Regions from separate parts of the Mus musculus genome. Here regions 1 and 2 are each linked to region 3. The links are chromatin loops, found by intact Hi-C in ENCODE. Cell type or tissue: heart. All regions are shown on one strand.

What was found. A loop is a pair of places that touch in the nucleus more often than their neighbours do. Peaks named below come from ENCODE experiments on the same cell type or tissue, not always from the same donor. Only the 100,000 strongest peaks of a DNase experiment are listed, where the experiment ranks them.
Region 1: a loop joins it to region 3, with 9 times the contacts of the local background. A loop is called at or near these places in 30 of 42 quality-filtered maps.
Region 2: a loop joins it to region 3, with 2.2 times the contacts of the local background. A loop is called at or near these places in 4 of 42 quality-filtered maps.

What each region holds. Positions count from the first base shown.
Region 1 is chr17:49,181,202-49,183,701 of GRCm38, forward strand. No RefSeq gene overlaps it. Among named protein-coding and RNA genes, the nearest start is that of Gm30475, 9.8 kb to the left of the region's middle. In heart, a CTCF peak has its summit at 1,460 (motif pointing left); no DNase peak of the experiment used is centred here; H3K27me3 peaks cover 1,902 bases.
Region 2 is chr17:49,032,463-49,034,962 of GRCm38, forward strand. The region is part of intron 1 of Lrfn2 (leucine rich repeat and fibronectin type III domain containing 2); the gene reads left to right. Among named protein-coding and RNA genes, the nearest start is that of 1700008K24Rik, 80 kb to the right of the region's middle. In heart, no CTCF peak of the experiment used is centred here; a DNase peak (open chromatin) is centred at 1,019; H3K27me3 peaks cover 927 bases.
Region 3 is chr17:48,930,278-48,932,777 of GRCm38, forward strand. It overlaps Lrfn2 (leucine rich repeat and fibronectin type III domain containing 2), which reads left to right and starts at 2,305. Exons shown (of 3, transcript NM_027452.3): 1 at 2,305-2,500. In heart, CTCF peaks have their summits at 1,526 and 1,739; a DNase peak (open chromatin) is centred at 1,644; H3K4me3 peaks cover 1,263 bases; H3K27ac peaks cover 628 bases; H3K27me3 peaks cover 2,170 bases.

The sequences.
Region 1 (2,500 bases), 250 kb after region 3:
TGGCTCAGTTGATAGATCACTCACCGTGCAAACATGAGGACCTGAGTCTCAGTCCTGGTGCCTGTGTGAAAGCCAGATGTGGGCAGCACATGCTTATGATCCCAGCAAAGAGAAGTCAGAGGCTGGATCCCTGGGGCTTGCTCATCAGCCATCTAGCTGAATTGGTGAGCTCTAGGTTTGGTGAGCAGCCCTGACTCAAAAAGTAGGGTGGAGGGCTATTAAGGAAGATACTCTTGTGAACCTCTGGCTTCCACCACGCATATGAAAACATACATGAACATGTGGACGGATGTACTCACATACATGTATACGTGCACATAGAAACACATAGTACAAATTACTTCAGGGCAGATGCTCTCTGAAGTGGTAATGACCTAAATGACAGAGGACATTCAGGGTACAATGAGAGAATGCAGTGAGTGACAGCTTAGCATAGGCTAAGGGATGCTCCAGCCTTCCTCAGGCAGACAATAGAGAGAGGCAGAGCCTGGAGCCCTGACAGTGACCACTCTGATGAGCTCTGGCCACTTCTCGGTCTGACCTGACAGCTGCTGTCCTCCCAGCCTTCAGGCCTCTGCTCGATTGTTCCGACTGACAGAACTTCTCCAATGCTCTTCCTTCTCTCACCTGCCCACTTCCAAGTCACTCTCCAGGAACTTTCTAGAACACCCTGAGACCCCTACTGAATGTGCAGCCGATGCCCAAGTAGCAGGGAGGTAGAAAGGATGGTACACAGGGCCCCACACCCTTCTCAATCCGTCAGCACCTGGCACATGTTCTTTGTAGAAGTTAGGTCTGATTCTTCCTCCAGTCCCATGCTCCCCAAAATAAGACTCGGACTCAAAATACATTTGCAAATATGTTGGCCATATAGCTAGGCTCTTCTCTTATCAGATCATTACTTAAAATAACCCAATTATGTTAACCTACATTCTGCCATGTGGCTGGTTACCTATGCTCAGGTACCATGTGTCCGTCTCAGCACATCTTTCTGGGGTCATCTTCAGCACCTGGCTCTATCCCAGAATTCTTTCTGCCCCCTGAATGTCCCACCCTCTACTCTATCCTGTCCTATAAGCCATAGGTTTTTAATTGAAAGTTCTATGACAGTTTATAGTTCTGTGTTTGTTTGAGACAGGGGCATGTGTAACTCAGGATGATTTCCAAATTTCTCATGTCGCTGAAAATGACTTTGAACTTCTAAGCTTCCTACATCTTCCTCTGGAGTGCTGGGATTGCAGCTGTGGTCTGCCCCTTCAGGCTTAGGCAGTGCAGGGACAGGACTCAGGCCCTGTGCATGCTAGGCAAGTAGTTTGCCAATGTAGTGACAAGCACAGCCTCCTGGGCATATATTCTCATCTACCTTTTGGCTAGTCACCCCGTGAACCCTGCAGGGATTTCCCCACTTGGAGTCTGTCCACCTATATTAAAGAAGGGTGGCAGTGAGGTCTTAGCGCCCTCTAGTGACCAGGTGCAGGGTGACATCAGCAGGGAAGTCCAGGGGCATCCCAGGAACAAACCTTCCAGTGTCTGGGTTGGGGGAAGGGGAAGAGGAAGGGAAATGGGACAACATATCAGCTGTAAACGAGCTTCTCTGTGGATGCAAGGGAGCTGAAGCCATGTCCTCCGAGGGTAGGCCCAGCTCCTTGGGCTGTGCCCTGTAGTGGGAGCCTTCTTGGGCTGGAGGAGGGAGGCAGAATTCCCAGAACGCAGGGTTATTAGTGGAGTCCTACAGAGGAGTCTGATTGTTTACACTGTGTAAGAGGCAAAGATCCAGAGATTGACGTTCAGTCCAGGCAGGTGCATGAGGACCTGAAACTCAGAAAGCGTTCCCACAAAACCTCACTTTAACATCCCTGTACCTCGATGCTGCCTCCTCACGTCTCTCTCCTCAGAATGGCAGGAAGTCCCCGTGTGCCTCCATTTCCCTCCCAACTCAGTAGACAGGAAGCATGTGTCTCTCATTTTTCCTTGCACCTATTGGCCAAGACCCCACCATGGCATTGGCCCCTGAACTCTAGACTTTCCCTTTCCCTCTGGTGGTCAGGTATGGGGAATGAGCCATGGAACTCTCGAGAAGGCTGGCATTGGATGGGTTAGCTCCCTAACCCTCCATGACATTTCCAGTCCTTCCTCTGTGCTAGAACTTTCTCTCACATGAGATGCTTCCTGGGGGACCAAGACATAGACACCGGATTCTAAAGCCTGGCTCTTTGCACGTGAGTGTTTGATTAGCCCTCAGACCACAAACGTCATCCAGTCTTACCTTTATTTAAAATCCTGTGGAGGGGCTGGAGAGGTCAGAGCATGTACTGTTATGTAAAAAAAACTAAGTTCAGTTCCCAGCACCCATATTGGGCAGCTCTTAGTGGATCCTGTATCCCTAACCCCCTCCTCTCATCTCTCTCTCTCTCTCTCTCTCTCTCTCTCTCTCTCTCTCTCTCTCTCTCTCTCACACACACACACACACACACACACACACACAGGCAGACTGTGGGGC
Region 2 (2,500 bases), 100 kb after region 3:
TCCCAGGGGTGTGGGGTGTGGTGGGCATGGGGCACAGTCTTGGATTCAGTCTAACACCCTTAGTGTGTTTGTGAATACCTACTGTGTGATCCACTATAAAGCTACCACAATGACTGGTTCCTTTAAAAAGAACCAATGTGGACCAGCAAGTTGGCTCCTTGAGTTATGTGAATGAGTGGTTAATTCCTCTCTGAGGCTTCTCCTCTGCTTCCCTACCTGTAAAACAGGTAGTGATGGTGTTGACTCTTTAGGTTGTTGTGAGATATAAATGACTGTATGGATTTCAGAGTAAGTAAGTAGACTCTCTTCTGAACCATGGTGGCGGTGCGACACAATGCATACTGTCATCATCTCACGTCCTAAAATTGTCCTGACAACTCAAGAAGGGGTCAATGTAGAGTGGCTCCGACCTTATCCTGGGGGTTGTGGCAGAAGGAATATGTGGGGGCAGGGCACATATGACACTGTGCAGCAGCTGAGGCTGAAGGCTCCGGCTGGTCCCTCCAGGACTGTGCATAGGGCCTCTGGACTCCGTTCACTGGCTCCTCTCTGTGACTGTGCACAGGAGCCCCAAACTCTAATTCCTACAGGGAGAAGACGGCCTCCAGGAGTTCACCTGAGGATGCCCTACCCTGTGTGCCCTACACAGCAGCCTGTGGCACTGTCTGATATGGAGATGCATCAGGCCCCAAAGCAAGAGAGGTTCAATGAGTCACTGCTATGGCTGCTGAGAAACAGAAGACAGGAGCAGAGCAGAGTACAGACCGCAGAGAGGGCTGTCCTGAGTGGGTTAAGGCTACAAGCTCCCAACTGTTAGCTGCCCATACAAGGGTCTGGTTCTTGAGAGAGACAGGGCTAATTCAACAGCCCCACAGGGAAAACTGGAGGATGCTGGGAAAATACTTCCCATCATTCCCAAGGTTTATTTGTCCCCAGTGACTGGCTGTTTGCTCCAGCCTACCACAGAGTACAGCAACATCTTCCTCCAGCTGTGTGACCTTGTGTGCCACACCTAACCTCTCTGGGCTTCCAGCAAGGGAAGCATAGAGATAACCTTGCTGGAGGCAGGCAGCCAGGTCACATTGTCCTCAGAGATTGCCATAGGTTCTGAGAGCCTGTGAGTCTCTTCTTAGCCAGCCTCCCAGGAGGTCCCTTGACTCAGGGAAGGAAGCCAAAACAAAGCTGGGGGTGGGGGGTGGGGGGCAGAAAGGGAACCGCTTTTAATTAGAAAACACATCGCCCTTCTGATTATCAGACTTCTTAAAAGAGCCTTTGAGAAAGGACTCAGAGAACACAAGCCCGGTCCTCAGCCTCTGACTTGACTCTGTGCTCCAGCCAAGCATTGGAATTCTACAGATGTAATGTGCTACAACAGTCGCTAGCCCTGGCTGTCAATTAGTCCCCACAATCAAACAGCATGCATGATTTTAATTAACAAAGAAGGAAGAAGAGATTCAGGGAAGCAACGTCTGGGCCATTTCCTATCAAGGCTGAAACATCCCCAGGGGTCCAGCCAGGATAGGAAAGAAAGAGAAAGCTGTACATCATTCACTTCCTAGAGACAGGGCTGGGTAGACAGCTCTGAGGCCCTGAGGCTCTGGCTGATAGGAGCTGGGTCCGGGTAGGGTGTTGGGGAAACAGTCAAGTACAATGATGCCCAAGAGCAAGGTGTAGAAAGTAGGCATACCAAGGAAAGATGGACAAGAGGCCTTCTCTAGAAGCCTTGGGAGGTTTAAGCTGAGGTTTTGAAGGATGTATACAAGTTTGCCTGGGTTAAAACAGATAGTAGTCTATGAGCCGTTCCCTCTAAGTTTTGTTTGTTTGTTTTTTGGTTTTTGTTTTTAATTGAGGCAGGGTTTCTCTGTGTGGCCTGGCTGTCCTGGAACTCACTATATAGACCAGAGGCTGGCCTTGAACTCAGAAATCTGCCTCTCTCTGCCTCCCAAGTGCTGGGATTAAAGGTGTGTGCCACCACTGCCCTGGCCAATTCCCTCTAAGTAACCCAGCACTTATAGGGCTCCTAGAGTGTCCAGAACTCTCAGGGTTGAAGAAAACATTTTTAAAAAAGATTTATTTATCTATTATATGTAAGTACACTGTAGCTGTCCTCAGATACTCCAGAAGAGGGCATCAGATTTCGTTATGGATGGTTGTGAGCCACCATGTGGTTGCTGGGATTTGAACTCAGGACCTTCCGAAGATCAGACGGTGCTCTTAACCACTGAGCCATCTCACCAGCCCCTGAAGAAAACATTTATGTTTCAGTCAAATCTGGATTATCTTTACCCTTCTACAAATAAAATTATAAAATATCATTTTTAATACGTTTTTATGGAGAAAGGAGCCAGAGGGGGGCGAGTGCCTGGGGCCCTGTGAACTCGCAATGGTGTTTTTAAGACTGGACCCCGTGACTGGGAAGATGCTTTCCTGGCCGTCCCTCCAAACCCCGGCTTTAATTAGTTGTGTGCCCCTGGGCCATCGTGAGCCCTCTTTGATGATC
Region 3 (2,500 bases):
CCTAGGACATCTAAGTCCAGTCCCCAAACTCAGTTCATGCTGAGGCAATCCCTATAGAATTATCCTTTAAATTACTCAGGACCTGGGTTCTGTCTCTTTTAGAGTAGCTGTGTTGGCTTTCTTCCAGGAACGAGGTCTTAGCTGTGCCCTGTCCCACACCCAGTGTTTCTTTATTGTTTCCTTCCATTCTGTCTTTGTCTTTCTAACATCTTTCCTTTTCTCAATGCAGCTCTGTCCGGTCCTGTGCCTAACCTTGCTCTTCCAGTGCCATCTTTTCATAGATGAGTCTACTTAGAGTAGTCTAGCCTTCAGCCCCGCCCCATCGGGAGAATTCAGACATTACCTCAGACTGCATGCCCTCTCCACTCTATCCACCTTAAAAATTATTCTATTTAGTTTCATTTTTAAATTATTATGTTCATTATAGTAATATAGTTCTTAATTATGACACTATGCAAAACCCAGGTAACCAAAGAGGAATGCTCTGAGCAGGTGCCTCTTTCCTGCCCCTGTGTCCCCTTCTTTTCTTCATGTTCTCTCAGGTTCAGCAATTCATGTCTTCCTCTCTTTCCCACCTCTACCACTGCTCCTGCTTGCCTCTTTCCTGGAGTCACCTTCCCTCTTTCCAGGGCCAGCCCACCCCTTACACCCTGAGCTGCATCCTAACCATACCTCCTTTCTGTCAGGCTACCCAGAATCTTTGCAGGGAAGAGCTTGTCACCAAGGGTCTTTGTGGCGTACCAATCTGACAGTTTCCTTCCTGCCCTGCAGGAGACCTCCCTCGCTGTTTGCGCCTCAGTAGGTATGCACCCAGCTGGGGTGCCCAGATAGGCAAGAGACAGGTTCTTCTGTACAGCCCTGTCTAGCCGAGCCACTGTTGGACCACAGAGACATAATCCACATGACACATGTGCCTCCCTGTGGGTATCTGGGACAGGTGCACGGAACAAGCGAAAGCAGACATGAATCGAGGCATGCTCTTTGCCCTTGGTTTTAAGAGCTGGAGCAACATCGGCATTCCCCAGTTCATGTCCTCTACAGGGAAATATACGGCGGCACTTCAAACCCTAGGCTTACCTTCCCCAGAAACTGGCCACTGAGAGCCCAGAGGCCACTAAGACTCTGCTGAACTAGTTTGGTGATTCTAAGCCTACGACCAGCCCAGAGTGATTACTCTGCTACCTACCACGTGCCTTAGACATTTCGCTTTAATCTAGAACCTCGGAATCGTACTATGTCACGTGAGGGTGGGTGGAGGAGGATGGTCTGCTGGGCTGTCAAACAAGAGCTTCCATTCGCCTAGACAGTCTTGAAATGTTCAGGAAAAGTCTGTCGTGTGTGTCGTGTGCAACTAGCACGGGTTGCTATAGGAGCCAAAGTGATGGCTCCTAGCTGGGTTCAGGGCTGGGTGGGCACGATCCTCCCATCACCAACCCCACCCGCAGCCCCGAGCCAACGCGGTCCAATTTTCCTCCAGCAGGCGGCGGGCTGGTAGCTGTGTGCAAGGCGTACTCTGCACGAGAGGCGGCAGTACGGACTCGACCTGGCCGCGGGGATAACCGTGCGCAGGAGCTGTCGTGTCACTGCGCGGCGGATCAAGCGGGTCCTCGGGGTTCTCAGGGCTCGCGGCCCCGCTGGGCTGCAGTTCCAACCCATTTACTCCGAACCAACGCTGCTAGAACCGAGGATCCTCCGGGGCTGTGGATCCCGGCTGAAGCAGGATCTGGGGTCCGGAGCTACTGCAGCTCCGCCAGCGGCCACTGGGGGCTGCAGTGCTGGAGAGCCCGGCGGGGACAGAGCGCTTCGCTCTGCCTCGGAGTCCTGGGGCGCCTTGGGTTTCTAAGGCTGTCTGCACCGCTGGCCGCAGCTGCCTGCATAACCCGCACAGCATCCTCACAGATCCGTGCGTGCGACCGCTGCGTGTGTGTGTGTGTGTGTGTGTGTGTGTGTGTGTGTGTGAGAGAGAGAGAGAGAGAGAGAGAGAGAGCGCTTTGCGCGCACGCGTGGGGGGGGCCAGTGGTGTGCATGCGGGGAGTGCGGGGGAGTGTATGTGTGTGTGTGCCTGTGGGTGTGAGTGCCTTGCTCACACACACACACACACACACACACACACACGACAGACTGGTCTGAACTTGAAGACATCCCACATTCCAAGAGGCTGCAGGTTCCTGGGGATGCCAGGGGGGTTCTTCAACAAGGAAAATCCTACCCTCATCTTCCTAGAAGGGATTATCTTTTTTTATCCTTTTTCCCCCTTATTTTTTTAAAATCTGGAAGAGAAGAGCACAAGTTGTACTCCCCCTCCCGCCCCTTCTTCTTGCTAAATGCCATGGATATAACTGAATAAGCTGCTCAGGGCTCTCCCCGCGTGGATGGTCCGAGGCCACCATCTGCCTGCCTTCGCTGGATCGCTGCAGCTGGAGCGCTTAGCGTGAGCCTGTCTCCGGCCAGGAAGGATGCGTGGCCGAGCCAAGGAGCCCGGGCGCCCTGCGGAGCCGGC